Linked DNA regions of Homo sapiens: all the other regions are linked to region 3. Evidence: read pairs that join two places in POLR2A ChIA-PET (ENCODE). Cell type or tissue: A673. All regions are shown on one strand. Each heading gives the region's core, and the rest is flanking DNA. Links, peaks and the distances in the headings are about the cores only. Region 1 overlaps TTLL6 (tubulin tyrosine ligase like 6). Region 2 holds the start of GIP (gastric inhibitory polypeptide). Region 3 holds the start of LOC105371813 (a long non-coding RNA gene).

Evidence for each region. ChIA-PET counts read pairs that join two places held together with the same protein. Peaks named below come from ENCODE experiments on the same cell type or tissue, not always from the same donor. Only the 100,000 strongest peaks of a DNase experiment are listed, where the experiment ranks them.
Region 1: POLR2A ChIA-PET joins it to region 3 with 11 read pairs; 3 of 35 experiments call an interaction of 5 or more read pairs at or near these places.
Region 2: POLR2A ChIA-PET joins it to region 3 with 14 read pairs; 2 of 35 experiments call an interaction of 5 or more read pairs at or near these places.

What each region holds. Positions count from the first base shown.
Region 1 is chr17:48,761,571-48,767,918 of GRCh38, reverse strand. It overlaps TTLL6 (tubulin tyrosine ligase like 6), which reads left to right. Exons shown (of 16, transcript NM_001130918.3): 16 at 4,946-5,685. It also overlaps the pseudogene RN7SL125P. Among named protein-coding and RNA genes, the nearest start is that of HOXB13, 36 kb to the right of the region's middle. In A673, for the core only: no CTCF peak of the experiment used is centred there; no DNase peak of the experiment used is centred there.
Region 2 is chr17:48,967,613-48,972,612 of GRCh38, reverse strand. GIP (gastric inhibitory polypeptide) reads left to right here and starts at 4,017. Exons shown (of 6, transcript NM_004123.3): 1 at 4,017-4,096. In A673, for the core only: no CTCF peak of the experiment used is centred there; DNase peaks (open chromatin) are centred at 55 and 2,152; H3K27ac peaks cover 429 bases.
Region 3 is chr17:48,810,715-48,817,049 of GRCh38, reverse strand. TTLL6 (tubulin tyrosine ligase like 6) reads left to right here. Exons shown (of 16, transcript NM_001130918.3): 1 at 1-80. It overlaps LOC105371813 (a long non-coding RNA gene), which reads right to left and starts at 4,810. Exons shown (of 4, transcript XR_001752926.1): 1 at 4,691-4,810; 2 at 3,963-3,990; 3 at 1,058-1,211; 4 at 92-621. RefSeq lists a silencer at 66-115. In A673, for the core only: a CTCF peak has its summit at 2,455 (motif pointing left); a DNase peak (open chromatin) is centred at 2,439; H3K4me3 peaks cover 708 bases.

The sequences.
Region 1 (6,348 bases), core at 1-5,000, 49 kb after region 3:
GCCTAGATCACTTGCCCCAAAGGCTGGCCCTGTAATGGAGTGTGCTGAGGGGACAGAGCAACAGGACAGCAGAGACTGAGATGTGGAACCAAAGGCCTTTGAGAAGCTTTGGTTCCACCGTGCAAAAGGCCCCAGGAGATGGTAAGATGCCCTCCGTCTGAACTTCAGTGCTTCTGAGGGAAGGTCATATGTAAAAACTTCGGAGAACTCCACAACATAGAGCTGTGGAATTAAGGGATCTTTGCTGCTTGACTGTCTAAAGAAGAAGGCTAGAGATGTGAATCGTCTCCCTCCACCCTGCCACGCAAAGCTTACTGTGAGCAGATACTCTGACCTGGCCCCTTGTGACCAGTAGCTCACACTGCAGGAGGGCCTGCAAGGAAACATCCAGCCCATAGAGATCACCTTGGGTTCCTGTAAAAATGCATATTCCAGGGCCTTCTCCCAGAAATTCTGATTCAGTGGTCCTGGGTGGAGAGCCCAGGAATCTGCATTTTATGAAGCTCCTCTAGTTGATTCTGATAGTCCTCTCACCATGCTCAGAGAAGAGCTGGGCCTGATGTTTCCCCATTTCCCTGATGATGGGAATCATATGAGGGCCCTTGTTTAAGCCTGTAGTTTCTCAGGCCAAACCCCCTGGGAATTCTGGCATAAGAGGGCTGGGAAGGGGCCCTGGGAATTTGTCTTTTGAACAAGTCTTTTAAATATGGGTAATAGGTCAGGCACGGTGGCTCATGCCTGTAATCCCAGCACTTTGGGAGGCCGAGGTGGGCAGATCACTAGGTCAGGAGTTTGAGAACAGCCTAGCCAATATGGTGAAACCCCATCTCTACTAAAAATACAAAAAGTAGCCGGGCATGATGGCACGTGCCTGTAGTCCCAGCTACAGTTGTGGTGAGCCGAGATCACGCCACTGCGCTCCTGCCTGGGAGACAGAGCGAGACTCCATCTCAAAAACACAAAACAAAACAAAACAAAACAAAACAACAACAACAAAAACATACGGGTAATAAGTACTTGTCTTACATGTAGACCCAGGCCTGGGCAGAGGAGCCTGTTACAGCCAGCCCTGACCTGTGGGCCTGTTATTGGAGCAAAACTCTGATCCCTAAGGAGCTCCAACCCACTACCACTATCTTCAATTCTTGTGCCTCAGCCTCTTGAGTAGCTGGGGCTAAAGGCATGTGCCTCCATGCCCGGACAATTTTTGTATTTCTAGTAGATATAGGGTTTTGCCATGTTGGACAAGTTGTTCTCGAAATCCTGGCCTCAAGCAATTCACCCACCTCGGCCTCCCAAAATGCTAGGATTACAGATATGAGCCACCACACCCAGTCTGTTTCTACTATTTAAAAAAGGATGATGTAGCACATTACAATGAAAACTTGTATTCAGTAGGACTGTTAAATGAAATAATAATGATCAGAAGCCACACGAAGAAAGGGAAGAGATCATTATATGAAGAGGGTGTGATAAAGTGCTTCCTGCATTGACCGTTGAATTTAGCTCTGAACCTCTTAGCAGAAAAGGCCAGGCACAGCATCCTGTTTTGGTCCTTTTTGTCTGTCCAATCATACTAGAGAGTCTCTAGTGGCATGGACTATGTCTCTGCCATCAGATGGGGGTCTCCCTGAAGACAGGAACTTTATTCCTTCCCTCAAGATTGGGGGCTCCTCAAAGATTGGGACTGGTTCTGTTGGTTTCTCTCCCCACCCCCAAGCTCCAGGTACATCCCTGTGTACACTGGCCCTCACCCGCTTGGAGCTGTAGTGAGCTGGGAAACAGGGAGAACTTCCCCATCAGTTGAATCTTGGTGAATACCTCTGACATCAGATGCTGATTCTTCGTGTCACTTTTTAGCAACGTGGGCTAGATTCCCCAAGAAGCTCTGGTATTTTTTAGGCAGACAGGGTTTCAATATTTTCTCCTAGATGAGTAAAAATAAGTTTAGTAGTTCCTTAGGGAAGACTTCTTTCCCTGAAAGAGCAGTTTATCATGTGGCATCTTAGATCTTTTCTGCCATAATAAGCAATGGCTGAGGGCATGGCCATGTGTTAGTATTAGTCATGGTGCTGGGCATGGTGGCGAGTGCCTGTGGTCCCAGCTACTGGGGAGGCTGAGGCAGAAGGATTGCTTGAGTCCAGGAGTTCTGGGCTGTAATGCGCTACCCTGATCAAGTATCTGCACTAAGTTTGGCATCAGTATGGTGGCCTCCCAGGAGCTGGGGACCACCAGGTTGCCTAAGGAGGGGTAAACCAAGACAGAAATGGAGCAGGTCAAAACTCCCATGCTCATCAATAGTGGGATCACGCTGGTGAATATCCACTGCTCTCCAGCCTAGGCAACATAGCAAGACCCCATCTCTAAAAAAAGAAAAAATCAGGATGATAGATGGTGATAGTTACCCTTTTTTGCTAGCCGACTATAAAGGCGCCAGCACTCTTCTAGATAAATATTTTATCTAATTGAATTTCAATCACAGTTGTACACTTTATTTTTATTTTCTTTGGAGACAGTCTTGTTCTGTTGTCCAGGCTGGAGTGCAGTGGTAGGATCATGGCTCACTATAATCTCAAACTCCAGGGCTCAAACGATCCTCCTGCCTCAGCCTCCCATGTAGCTAGGACTACAGGTGCACATCATGATGTCCAGCTAATTTAAAAAGTATTTTTGTAGCACAGGGTCTCCCATGTTGCCCAGGCTCATCTTGAACTCCTGCCCTCAAACAATCCTCTTGCTTCAGCTTCCCAAAGCTCTGGGATTACAGACGTGAGTCATTGCACTTGGCCTTGAGCTTTAGAAAAGAAAAAAAAGCTGATACTCAAAGAGCATAAGGCTTAACATTCAGCAGGTCCCCCAGTTTTAATTGTCACAGCAAGGATTTGAGTCAGATGCTTCTGATTCTCAAGCCCCAAACTCTTGAAGCCATACTATCTGTCTGTTAAATGATACTTTTCATATTAGTCTTTAGTTAGAGCTGAGGTGACAATAAGTGGCTCTTCAGTGGAGGCATTTCTGCAGGTAGCAGATATGACAAAGACCAAGCAGAGCCTCCTAGAATACCGTATGGGGTCACCAGATCTCAGAACTGGCCCCCTGCTTTTAGGCCAAATAATGTCTTCTAAAAGTTCTCTCCAAACTAATCGGACCATAAAGGACTTACACATAAAAAAGCAGACTCCCAAAAGACTATATACAGCAGAATGTCCATTGGAATGCATGATATTAATGCATTGATTTGCAGACGGAGCAGAATGTGGTTTGAAAAGAGGGCTTCTGCACAATAAATAATGGTTGAAGGAAAGAAGGAAGAGCAAGCAGAGGCCTCAATGGAGGATCAGGGGTTTCTTTGGAAAGCGTAAGAGTAATAACACCTTCCACACATCAGGTTTACAGATCATATCTCATAGAATCCTCACATTGACAATGTGAGGTTGGCAAGGCAGACGTTATTACCTTATGCCCAGTTTGCAAGTGAAGAAACTCAAGGTTGAGGATGTTAAATGACTTGCCCAACCTCACACAAGTGATGGACTGGACAAACAGCTCTATGTTTCCTTCTCTACCATCTGGCCATGAACTTGGCACCCATCCTGACCCATGTGAGGAATGGCGCCCTGACACATTCCTGCATTTTTCTGCTTTAGTGGCTAGAATATCATTCTTCTTCCTCTGGACCCACTTTCACAGTGGGTTGGTCACTGAGTCCATGGTGCAGATCTGTATAAGAGTTGAATTCTAGGGGATAAACAACCTATTTTGTAGGATCTTCCTTTTTTTTTTGAGTCAGGTTCTCACTGTGTCATCCAGGCTGGAGTGCAGTGGCACTATCATGGCTCACTGCAGCCTCAACTTCCCAGGCTCAGGAGATTCTCCCACTTCTGCCTCCTGAGTAGCTGAGGTGACAGGTGCTTGTCACCATGCCTGGCTAACTTTCCTTTTCTTTTCTTTTTTCTTTTTGGAGTCTCCCTCCGTTGCCCAGGCTGGAGTGCAGTGGCGCGATCTCAGCTCACTGCAACCTCTGCTTCCCAGGTTCAAGCTATTCTCCTGCCTCAGCCTCCCGCTAGCTAACTTTTTCTTTCTGTTTTTTTGTTTGTTTGTTTGTTTTGTTTTGTTTTTAGAGACAGAGTCTTGCTCTGTCGCTCAGGCTGGAATGCAGTGGTGTGATCTTGGCTCACTGCTACTTTCACCTCCCAGGTTCAACTGATTCTCCTGCCTCAGCCTCCTGAGTAGCTGAGACTGCAGGTGTGCCACTGTTCCTGGCTAATGTTTGGATGTAGCTTTAGTAGAGATGGGGTTTCTCCATGTTGACGAGGCTGGTCTCAAATTCTTGACCTCAAGTGATCCACCTGCCTCAGCCTCCCAAAGAGCTGGGATTACAGGCATGAGCCACTGTGCCTGGCCTCATTTTGTAGGATTTTAAGGATGACTCATGGCTTGGTAAAGTGGGATGCCTGGCATCTTACTGAATCAATGGTACCTGCAATGATGGTGATGCTATTGCTGATGAGGATGATATTGTGCTGATGGTGATGAGCCCAGCGTGAACTGGCCCAAGACACACTTCCCACTGGTGTACTAAAAGCTTTGCATATATTGTCTCAGTCCTCGGGGCATTGTTGTTGTCTCTTTCCAAATGGGGAAACCAAGGCTGAGAGAGGTTGAGTAACTTGTCCAAGGGCATACAGCTTCTTAACCACTATAACATTCTCTCCAGCCAGCCATCTTGGCTGCTCTTAAATGATCCATATCCAATATTTCAGGCAAGAAGGCTACAGGAAGATGAATGTTGTGTAGGTAGAATGAGTTTCTGGTGACTACAGATATAAGTCACCTAAGCGTCTCTTGATCCACTAGATAGGAATGGTGATGATGAGTTCATTGACTTTAATATTCTGGAGGCCATTTTAAAGGAAAATCTAAAAAAAAAATTTTTTTTTTCCAGAATCAGACTGGATCTCTGCCACTTTTCCCTTCCTACCTCTTAACTTGCAGGAAACAATGTGTCTCTTCCGACAGTGTCTCCAGTGTTCACAGAATCAACTGAAGTTTTGTTTGCTCATCTAGATATACTGGTCTTCCATTAGTTCCTAGTAGCAGCAATGGGGCCAACAGCCCTGCCTCTGTTCCCTCCCAGTTAGCTTACAGTGCTACAGGACCATGATTTCTGGGGTTGGATTGGTGCTGCCCCAGGACACACTCCAGTTGCCGTACCAGTGGCACTTCTCTGGGTTCTTCACATGGCACCATCATCCAGAATACTCCCCCAGATAAAGCAACTTCGGGAGTAGTGTTTCAGAGAAGGACTCATGATTTCCAGGAGTCAAAAGCCCTCAGTCCACCAACAGAACTATGCCAGTTGGTCTTCGTCTCCAAGATAAAAGATGAGGTCAGGGATGGGCATGGTGCATAACTCTGAGCCCTGAGTGAGAGAACTGAGGCAGCTGCAACTTCACAAGGTCAAGGCCCGACCTCCGCCCATCCCCACCAGCCCAAAGACTTGCCACCTCAGTGCCCGAGCATCCTCTGGTGACCTCCCTCACCAGCCCAACTTAATCTCACCAGTGAAAACAGAGGTGAGGCGAGAGTACCCAGCCTGAAGATGCTTCTTCTATCAGCCTGCAGAAATGTTACACTTTCCCTTCAGGCATCCATTAATAAAAGAAATTGCCATGCTTACTGCCAGGAGGAGGAGCCTGATTTGGAGGGATAATGGGAAAGGAGGGTTGTGGGGAGACAGTTATCCTGAGTACCCCTCACTAAGAAAGCTCCAGGCTGGGCGCAGTGGCTCATGCATGTAATCCCAGCACTTTGGGAGGTTGAGGCAGGCAGATCACCCAAGGTCAGGAGATCAAGACCAGCTTGGCAAACATGGCGAAACCCCGTCTCTACTAAAAATACAAAAATTAGCCAGGCATGGTGGCGGGCATGGTAGCTAGTAGTCCTAGCTACTCAGGAAGCTGAGACAGGAGAATCGCTTGAACCTGGGAGGCAGAGGTTGCAGTGAGCTGAGATCGCGCCACTGCACTCCAGCCTGGGCAACAGAGTGAGACTCCGTCTAAAAAAAAAAGCTCCAAATACATTAAAAATAGGAAGCTTTGAAGACTTTCTTGGGACAAATGGTCTACAGTAAGCCCTGCCCTCCTTGCTAGGAGCCCAGAGCCTGACGTGGACGTTGCCCTGTCTGGGCAACTGACTCCACCAACTCTGCCCAGCACAGGGCCTGGCTAGACCGCAGGCATAACATCTTTCCTTATCTGCCAGCTCACTCTCTGCCCTTTCCAGGAATGTGATCCATTTTTGCTTCACTCACTCTTCCTGAGTCTGATCCCTGGTGAGACCTTTGGG
Region 2 (5,000 bases), core at 1-5,000, 160 kb before region 3:
AAAAGCAGGGTCCACGGCGGGGAGGCAGCAGCCAGCCCTCTGAGTCACCCTGACCTGGCTGCAGAGCTGGGCCAGAATGTCTGCGCCAGCGAGGGGGATGGGGATGGTGGTGGGGGTGGCGGTGAGTCACCAGTGGGGACTGGAAGAGCAAGCAAACCCCAGATGCTCTTCTGCTGTTACAGTTCTCATTCCTGAGGGCCCAGTCAGAACCCAGGAAGGGCTGGGAAATGGGACCCAGGGTTCTCTTGCGATGGCACTGCCCATCACCCCTTCTCTGAATCTCACTCCCCTGATTACCTAACTCCTGTAACACCTCAGAAACCCCCCAACCCAACCCAACACACTCTTTCTTTTTTTTGGCGGGGGATGGAGTCTCGCTCTGTCTCCCAGGCTGGAGTGCAGTGGAGTGATCTCAGCTCACTGCGACTTCTGCCTCCTGGGTTCAAGTGATTCTTCTGCCTCAGCCTCCCAAGTAGTGGGGACTATCGGCACTTATTGGCCAGGCTGGTCTCAAACTCCTGACCTTGTGATCTGCCCTCCTCGGCCTCCCAAAGTGCTGGGATTACAGGCGTGAGCCACTGTGCCGGGCCCCCACACACTCTTTCAACTTGTGTGGGTGTTGGGCTAGTTGGGGTGTCCTCCTGACCCCCATCCCCTGTGTCCTCTCTGACCCCTCACATGCTAGCAATTCTCCATAGTGAAATGGGAAGAGGGAGGCTCTGCTAATTCCAGAGCCTCCTCCTCCCCACCCCCAACCCCAAACCTGCACAGAACTCTGCACACCAGGGCGCTTCTCCTTATGGTGTGGACAGGCTGGCTTAACTGCCAGTTGGATTTATTAAATGATTTTGATCAAGTCCAGCAGGCTCTTCCAATCCTCAGAAACTTCCCAGGGTCATCTTTTCAATTTCCTGCCTCCCAATATGCCTTTTGGGGGAGCTGTGGAACCCCCTAGGAGTTTGGCTTCATCTCTGATCTCCCCTGGCCCTCCTCGCATATTCTGCTGCTTCTGGGGAGTGTGGAACTTGCAGACTTGAGCAGGAGCTCTAGGCTTGGGGGCCCTCCCCACATTCCCTGTTCCTGCCTGCCCTGCTCTTCCCTGCCTACAGGGTCCAGGACATATTCTCTCTTGTCTGTGCACTGCAGGGCATGAGGGCCAAAGATCAAAGAGAAATGGGGATGAGGCTGCAGAGAAGGGGGTGGGGTGGGGACTTAAAGTACACTTGCTTGGCCAGTCACGGTGGCTCACGCCTGTAATCCCAGCACTTTGTGAGGCCGAAGCGGGCGGATCACTTGAAGTCAGGAGCTCAAGACCAGCCTGGCCAACATGGTGAAACCCCATCTCTACTAAAAGTACAAAAATTAGTCGGGCATGGTGGTTCTTGCCTGTAATCCCAGCTACTCGGGAGGCTGAGGCGGGAGAATTGTTTGAACCGGAGGTGGAGGTTGCAGTGAGCTGAGATCGTGTCACTGCACTCCAGCTTAGGAGACAGAGTGAGACTCCGTCTCTAAATTAATAAACAAAATGAAGTACATTGGCCTTCAGAGCAGCCCACCCCCAAAACAAATCCACAGAGTACAAGGCAGGGGCTCATGGCTGCTAGAGCCCATCACAGAGCCTTCCTTGACTCCAATTTGGCCCCAGACTCAGGGTTCCCAGGGAATGTTGTCCACTTTTCTTGGATACTGTTGCCTCCAGGCAGGAGGCAGATTTGAACACAAGCCCTTCTGAGCTCATTAACTGTGTTGCTCAGCAGAAAACAAGATCACAAGCAGCCCTCACATCTCCCTTGGAGGTCAAATCTGAATCGACGTCTAATCTCTGCCCATTGGTAGCTGGGAGATGGAATTTGGAGAGCTTGCTAAGGGAGGAGTTTTTCTAGATGGTGGAGAATGGGTGGGTATGCAGAGGAGGTTTCCAGGAGGCAGAGGTAAGTGACCCTGCTAGTCCAGGTACCTCTCATCCCACACGCACACTTAATTTCATGCTGGATCTGCTCCTAGGCTAGGGTGTTCACCTGGAAAGGAAGGTGGCCTTTATTAGGACCTGGAGCTGATAGGCAGAGCATGAGCTTGGCTGTTTATGGTCCCAAGTACCCATGGCGGCGGCAGAGGAGGAGCCTGGAAAGAACGCCTTGGAGGTCTGCCAAAAATGCAATCTGTGCCCTGCCCCTTCTAGACTGAGAGCCCCTGTGGACAGAGCCATGTGCTAAGTACTTGGAGAAAGGCAAAGGGAGTATCCCAAGGAGTCTCCAGTCTGAGGGGGAGACACAGCCCTTAGCCTCAGAAAGCCTCAGTGTGCTGGGGGAACATCGCCTCCAGCTCTCCTCCTCCTCTCAGAGAGCTCCCAGGCAGATCAGGGACAGAAAGCCCCTGCCTTGGAGTGGCTCCTGTATAATAGAGAGGCACAGCATAACTCCAGGGTCTTCACTCTGATAGAAGAGACAGGATGACATACTTCTCTTGTACAGGACAGTAGGACATATGAGGAGAGGGGCTCCTAAATCTCTATAGATAAAGTTGTAACTACCCCACCCTCCTGTGAGCCCCTGAGGTACAAACATGTCTCTTTCTCCTGCTTTATCCTGCCCCTGAGCAGGAAGACAGCTTGAATGTATGTTCTCAGTTTATCCAGCTGTCCCTAGGAAACCCCGATCCTTCATATTCCCTCAACATTGAGCCCTTGGGACACCTCTCTAGATAATGTGATGGGGGCATTGCCACATCACCAAAGCCATAGGCCACTGTCCAGAGCTGGGATTCAGATGACTGTGGACCTACTCTCTCCCACCCAGAAGTAGCCTGTTGCCTTGTGGGAGTGTCCCCCTGCCAGTTAGTGCCACCCTACCCCAAGTCTGTCTTCACTACAAGTACCCTTTTTTATTTTTATTTTTATTTTTTGAGACAGAGTCTTGTTTTGTCACCCAGGCTGGAGTGCAGTGGCACGATCTTGGCTCACTACAACCTCTGCCTCCAGGTCTGGGTTCAAGCGATTCTCCTGCCTCAGCCTCCCAAGTAGCTGGGACTACAGGCACGTGCCACCATGCCTGGCTAATTTTTGTTTGTTTTTTTTTTTTTTGTTTGTTTGTTTGTTTTGAGATGGAGTCTCGCTCCGTCGCCCAGGCTGGCAGGCAGTGGCGCCATCTCGGCTCACTGCAACCTCCGCCTGCCGGGTTCACGCCATTCTCCTGCCTCAGCCTCCCGAGTAGCTGGGACTACAGGCACCTGCCAACATGCCCGGCTAATTTTTTGTGTTTTTAGTACAGACGGGGTTTCACTGTGTTAGCCAGGATGGTCTCGATCTCGTGACCTCGTGATCCACCCGCCTCGGCCTCCCAAAGTGCTGGGATTACAGGCGTGAGTCACTGCGCCCGGCCCCCTTTCTTTTTTCTTTTCTTTTTTTCTTTTTTGAGAGAGTCTCTCTTTGTTGCCCATGCTGGAGTGCAGTGAACTCGATCTTGGCTCACTGTAACTTCTGCCTCCCAGGTTCAAGTGATTCTCTTGCCTCAACCTCCCAAGTAGCTGGGATTACAGCCGTGCACGACCATGCCCAGCTAATTTTTGTATTTTTAGTAGAGACTGGGTTTCACCATGTTGGCCAGGCTGGTCTCGAACCCCTGACCTCAGGTGATCCGCCCGTGTCGTCCTCCCAAGCGCTGGGATTACAGACGTGATTCATCGCGCCTGGCCTACAAGTATCCCTTCTAACTGAGGGCAACTGTAAAGGAAGTAGGGCATAGAAGAATAGTAGTGGGCCCTGTGCCCAGAAGGGAGGAGGAGGAAGAAAAAAGGGGGTACTTAGGGTACCCTACCCACAGGCAGGCCCCAGACAGCAGCTGGAGATAGCCAAATGTTAATCACCAATTAGCACAGTTCAGGTGGAAAGGGCAACTCTATTATGTGTAAAATGGACTTAATGTGGCAGGAGCTGTGGGCTTAATTTCTTGAGATAAGATGCTTTTAGGCTAATCAGCAGGTCTATGCCTAATATAAAGGAGCTGGGGCATGATTTCTTCAGCAGGCTCAGAAGGTCCAGAAATCAGGGGAAGGAGACCCCTATCTGTCCTTCTTCTGGAAGAGCTGGAAAGGAAGTCTGGTAAGAGAAGTGGAGACAGGGATGGATGAGATGACCCGAGAGCAGATGGATCTTGGCAACCCTGAGATGCTCAGCAGCCCTGGCATCTTAGTTTTCTCTTCCTCTATATGAGATGTGAGAAGATAGTCAGGTGCGGTGCCTCATGCCTGTAATCCCAATACTTTGGGAGCCGAGGTAGGAGGATCATTTGAGCACAGGAGTTCAAGACCAGCCTGGGCAATGGAGGGAAACTCGATCTCTACACATAATTTAAAAAATTAGCTGGGCATGGTGGTACATGCCTGCGGTTCTAGGTACTCGGGAGGGTGAAGTGAAAGGTTTGCCTGAGCCCAGGAGGTCGAGGCTGCAGTGAGCCACGATTGTGTCACTGCACTCCAACCCGGGTGACAGAGCGAAACCCTGTCTCAAAAAAAGAGAAAGAGAAATGAGAAGGTAGCGCTGATGTTTCCTTTATTTATTTATTTAGAGATGGAGTCTCGCTCTGTCACCCAGGCTGGAGTGCACTGGCGCAATCTCGGCTCACTGCAACCTCTTCCTCCCAGGTTCAAGCGATTCTCATGCCTCAGCCTCCTGAATAGCTGGGATCACAGGCGCGCACCACCACACCTGGCTAATCTTTGTCTTTTATGTAGAGACAGGATTTCACCATATTGGCCAGGCTGGTCTCAAACTCCTGACCTCAAGTGATCCGCCCACCTGGGCCTCCCAAAGTGCTGGGATTGCAGGCATGAGCCACTGCACCCAGCCTGGTCCATCTTTTGGTAAGATTCCATGTCCCTTCTAGTCACTAACTCCAGTGCACAGCACCCCTCATCTTCCCCCATGGTGTTGCCCCAGGCTCTTAGAAAAGGTCCAAACTGGCAAGGCGCGATGGCTCACGCCTGTTATCCCAGCACTTTGGGAG
Region 3 (6,335 bases), core at 1-5,000:
TTCGAGGAGGGGGCCGGCAGGTGTGGTTGCAAGCTGGACTAGCAGCCCAGCGGGGCGAGACGGGGGAGTAGGAATTGCGGGTAAGAGCGCCCCAAAGCCCGGTGCTGGCTCCAGACCGCAGCCTCCTGGTGCCTGTCCCCTGAAAACCTGGCTAGACACGTCTCCTTAAACCCACACGGGACCCAGGTCCCCAGGGTAGCCCGCTGCCCTCCCTGGTGGCGTTCCATGGCGCCAGGCACTCACCCTCACGGTCCCTCGGCTCCGGGACTCCCCCCTTCTCAGTCCCTCTTATTAACGTTCATTTCCCGCCCTCCCCCGATTTCCTAAACCACAGTCCACCAAGGAGCTGTCGCTTAGACACCAGCGATCCCTGGGACTCACACAACTCTCTTCATCCCCTTCATCCCCATCATTGGGTCATTTTCTTCATCACTGTTCTTCCTTTGTCTGGAGAAACCTTCCAGCAAGACACTTCCCATTTTTCATGGCCGGCATAGTCCTCTGCTGATGCCCCTACCGCCTTCCAGCCTGGTGTTCTTTCATTTCCAGTTGTTATTTCTCACCCCTCCTGAAAAAATACTCTTCTGGCTTTGCAGAAAGTTCTCCTTTGGGATTTGAACTCTAGGAAAAATATCACATTGGGGGATGAAGTGGGAAGGGAGCTAACGTTTTGAAAGCACCAGTATGTGCGAGGCACTCCAAAAAAATTTAATATTTATGCCAATCTTATTATTATATTTTCTTTTTTGTTTGTTTTAAGAGATGGAGGTGGGGGTGGGGGGGCTCACTTTTTTGCCCAGGCTGGTCTCGAACTCCTGAGCTCAAGTGATCCTCCCACTTGGGCTTCCCAAAGTGCTGGAATTACAGGCATGAGTCACCACGCCTGGTTTATATTTTCATTTTACAATATAGCCTTTATTTTGAACCAAGCACTGCTTTAAGGGTATTAGAAATATTAACTCATTTAATCTTTAAAACAGCTCCATAAAATGAATATTATTATCATCCCCATTTTACTTATACAGAAGCTGAGGTACAGAGAGGCTAAGTTACTCACCCATGGTCACACATTCTAGAAACTAGTAGAGCTGGGATTTGGATCCAGATCCATCTGTCTTTGTTAGCAATGCCCTGAATATTGTGGAGAAAATGACTAGGCATGAGCCTGATCTGAATATTGCATCTTCCAATCTTGCAGAATTTCTCAGTTTCTAGAAGAATAAAAGATGGCATCTAAGTCAGCAAGATTCTTATTGTTCCCACTACAGGTGACTTGTCATTCTCAACACTTCTTATTGGCAAAGCCCTTGAGCAATTGGGTGCCCCATCCCTCCCTTGTTAGTTCACATTTTGCTTAGGACCCTTTCAGGCCCCGGGCTGAAATTCAAAGTGTGACTAAAACGAAAAGTCAAAAGACCACAAAAAACATCTTATTTTATCCTGTCTGAATCAAAGCTCAAAGCACTTTTCTAGATGTGAAGCTTTTATCCTCCTAGTGGTCCTGTAATTATAGAGAAGATAGGGAGTGGGAGAGGAAATAATTGCTTGGATTTTTATGACATACTGAGTTGGAGGGGCAAAGCTGAAAGCAAGATCCAGAGGTCTTACCTCCACATCTTTTCTTCCCCCATCCAATTTGACATTTTCCAAGAACCACTGGAGGCCTTCAGAGGGATGCTTCCAGTAGGGAAATGAGGACCAAAAGATGAAAAGGAGGTACGTGAAGGAAAACCTATTATCTGGTGAAAGAGAGGGACTTCACAGACAGACACAATAGGCGAAACTTTCAGTGCTCTATATATTCCTATAGACTAGAAAAAAAGTCCAGGTGATGAAGGTCAGAGATGAAAAAACTTGGCTACAACTTGAAATATGTTCTCCCAGGGTTCTCTTAGTCAACCACCAAATTATTGTTTTCTATCATTTATAGGATGCCCGTGTTCATTCAGTTTTGCAAAAGAAATCACTAAACTGCTGGGCGCGGTGGCTCATGCTTGTAATCCCAGCACTTTGGGAGGCTGAGGTGGGCTGATAACCTGAGGTTGGGAGTTTGAGACCAGCCTGACCAACATGGAGAAACCCCATCTCTACTAAAAATACAAAATTAGCCAGGCGTGGTGGTGCATGCCTGTAGTCCCAGCTCCCGGGAAGCTAAGGCGGGAGAATCACTTGAATCCAGGAGGCAGAGGTTGCGGTGAGCTGAGATCGTGCCATTGCACTCCAGCCTGGGCAACAGGCTGGAGTTTGAAAGAAAGAAAGAAAGATAAAAGAAAGCACTAAACATTTTCCACCCTCTGCAACACCTCCAGGGAAGAGGAGAGTAGTCAACAGGTATAGTCCTTCAGAAGTGGAAATAAGACAGGGACCCTCCTCTGAGTTTTTTCCAAATAACCCGCAATGGACCCGTCCCAGTGGACCCGTCCCAGTGCTCATTCCCTCCCCCTGGTGGCCAATGTAGGACATTTTCGTGCTGTCTAACCAGGATCTTGTTGACAGCCTCTGGCTTGGAAGATCTCAAGATCAAACCCTATACTAAAATGGAAGGAAACATGAGAATTTTTTCAGTGTCTTAACTATATCCTACTTGGAAAGGTGGACTAATACCCTTCCTTAATGACACAATGCTCTTTCTTGTGTCATTAAGAAAAACTGAAGATGCTATTTTGCTATTTACTGTGTTTGTTACATTGGTAGTACAGCTCTTAGTCTTTTTTTTTTTTTTTTTTTTTTTGAGACACTGTCTCCCTCTGTCACCCAGACTGGAGGGCAGTGGTGCGATCTGGGCTCACTGCAACGTCCGCCTCCCAGGTTCAAGCGATTCTCCTGCCCCAGCCTACCGAGTAGCTGGGATTACAGGCGCCTGCCACCATGCCCAGCTAATTTTTGTATTTTTAGTAGAGACGGGGTTTCACCATGTTTGCCAACTTGGTCTCCAACTCCTGACCTCAAGTAACCCACCTGCCTTGGCCTCCCAAAGTGCTGGAATTACAGGCGTGAGCCACCGCACCCAGCCTTAGTCTTTTAAAAACTCTCTAAAGCACTTAGTCCACTTTGTCTGTCCACTAACCCAGCATAATGGGAAGATAACTTGGGGACCAGGAAGCTGGGGTTTTGATGGTGCTTCTGATTTCTTGCTCTCTGGCTGGGTACAAGTCCCCTCCCCTAGCACAGACTGGCAGAGGGCAGAGAGTTCAAAACCTCCTCTAAAAAGATTCCTCCCAGCTCTAACATTCAGGAATTCCATAGAAGCTTAGAAAATATTCTAATTACACCCTTAATAGGAGCCCTGGTACAATGTGGACATTGGAGAAAAGAAGGGAAAGAGAGTGAAAATAAATACAAGTAGAAACAATACAGCTGTTACCAGGTTATGGCAAATCTGGAGAGATCCAAGCCCTTGTTGGAGATGGGAATTTAAAGCAGTTGACTTTAAGGAAAATGATGTGGGACCAACTGATTATTTTTCTCTTTTTCTTTTTCTTTTTGTTTTTGAGGCAAGGTCTAGTTCTGTCTCCCAGGCTGGAGTGCAGTTGTGTGATCTCTACTCGCTGCAACCTCAGCCTCCCGGGCTAAAGTGATCCTCCCACCTCAGCCTCCTGAGTAGCTGGGACTACAGGCACACGCCACCACACCTGGCTTATTTATTTATTTATTTATTGGTAGAGTGGGGTTTCACCATGTTGTCCAGGCTGGTGTCAAACCCCTGGCTCAAGTGCTCTGCCCACCTTGGCCTCCGAAAGTGCTGAGATTACAGGCATGAGCCATCGTGCCTGTCCCCAACTGACTCTTAAGAGACTAAAGTCACTAAGATTGCTTTTGGGAGTTAGGAGATCAGTTACTTTAGTTTATGGTCACACTATTTATGGATGGCCTGCCGAGAGGAAAAGGCAGTGAGGGGAGCATGGAGAGACAGGCTGTGGGGTCAGATGGACATGTCTTCCAACCCCAGCTGTGCCTCTTACCTTAGTCTCTCTGTCTCAGTCTTCTCATCTGTAATAGAGGAAAGAGTATCCATGATAGGTTATTATGAGGATGAGACATTATGTTTATAAATGCTTTAGTGTAATGTCTGCTACTTGGTAAGTGGGTTTTCAATAGTCTATTGTAAGTGAATGAAACAAGCATTTTAAGTGCCAGCTATATGAGAAGGACCCAAGGTTGATGTTTTAACAATGTAAATAACAAATGTTACTTACCTAATGCTCACAACAACACTTCTGTTATATAGCTAAGGAAAATGAACCTTGGAGAAGCTTAATTAGTTCATGCATTTATTCATTCTTCCAGCCCATTAATTCAAGGAGCATATGAACATCTCATTTTTAGTATCTTTTCTAGACACTGCTAGGAGCTGAGAATGCAGAGACACAGCCTCTTCCATCAGGAAGTTCACAGTCCAGGGTTACACAGCTGGTAATGGTAGAGAGCACTTTGTGGGTACCTTCTATGTGCCAGGCACTGTTCTAAGAACTTTGTGTTGCATTAAGTCAAATGAGTAAACTCATTTAATCTCCATAACTGGGAGAAGCCACTTTACAGATGAGGAAACTAAGGCAGGAGGTTAAATAAACTGCCTGAGTTCAGACAACTAGGAAGTGGCAGAGCTGGGATTTAAATCCAGACAGAGACTTCGAAATCTGAGTTCTTAGCTACTACACTGCAGCTGCCTCTTAATAAGTGGCTTAGTCACCTGTAGCTGACGGCAGAGGCCCTTACACCATGATGTATGTATATTTCAGGATGCCACCAGCAGCTCCCCTCACTCCTTTGTATTCTCCTTAGGCCATGTCTTTTGCCTTTCCTCCTTTTATTCCTCAAGGCTACAAGACTGCTTTTGGTGTTGGCACCAACAAAATTGTTACGCAAGACAATAGGTGGGAACTACCAGGTGAGCAGGGAGTGGTTGCTAAGACTGTTAAGAGAAGTCTTGTAGAACCAAATAAAGTCCACATCTGAAAAGTCTGAGCGGGGGGTGGGGGGGGGGGTCCCAGCATCACCTGGGTCAGATTTAATTCTTATTCTGAAAACCAGGGAATTAAAATGCTTTCTGGCTGGGCGTGGTGGCTCACGCCTGTAATCCCAACACTTTGGGAGGCCGAGGTGGGCGGATCACCTGAGTTCAGGAATTTGAAACCAGCCTGGCCAACATGGCAAAACCCCGTCTCTACTAAAAATGCAAAAATAATTAGGCCGGCATGGTGACAGGTGCCTGTAATCCCAGCTATTTGGGAGGCTGAGGCAGAAGAATAGCTGGAACCTGGGAGGTGGAGGTTGCAGTGAGCTGGGATCGTGCCATTGCACTCCAGCCTGGGTGACAGAGCAAGACTCTGTCTCAAAAAAAAAAAAAAAAAAAAGCTTTCTGCTCAGCCCTGGTGGAAGTAGCTTTTGTTTTCACTTGAAACTGCTTGGAGGCCAGAGATACTAGAGCAGAACTGGTATAAATTCAGATGTCTATAGGGTCAGGCATATAGTTTAAATGAAAGAAGTGGGCTGCGTTTAAGAAAATGTCACCTCTCTTGAGCTGGGCACAGCGGCTCATGGTTGTAATCCCAGCTACTTCCAAGGTTGAGGCAGGAGGATCTCCTGAGGCCAGGCATTTGAGACCAGCCTGGGCAACATAGCAAGACCATGTCTCTAAAAAAGAGATGTCTCAATGCTACTATAAGAAAAATAGGCTGGGCATGGTGGCTCACACTTGCTTTGAGTAATCCCAGCACTTTGAGTGGCCAAGGTGGGTGGATCACCTGAGGTCAGGAGTTTGAGACCAGCCTGACCAATATGATAAAACTCCGTTCTCTACTAAAAATACAAAACTTAGCCAGGCATGGTGACAGGCACCTGTAATCCCAGCTACTCGGGAGGCTGAGGCAACAGAATCGCTTGAACCCAGGAAGCAGAGGTTGCAGTGAGCCGAAATCATGCCACTGCACTCTAGCCTGTGTGACGAGTGAGACTCTGTCTCAAAAAAAAAAAAAAAAAAAGAAAAATAATAATATAAGGATAACTGTCACTTGGCTCCTGTGTCAGGGAAACAAAAAGGAGTGTTGGGCATTGGGGCAGACTGGGAAATGTCTACAGGAGGCATTACTGAGCTCTGGTTGATTGCTGGCATGAAGGAATAGAGACCTCTCCAAAAGAAATGGAAATCTGCATTTTCTAGTTGTTGGCAACTACATATATATACACACACATACTATATATATATATATATATATATATATATACACACACATACTATATATGTGTATATATGTACTATATATATATACACACATACTATATATGTGTATATATGTACTATATATATATACACACATACTATATATACACATAGG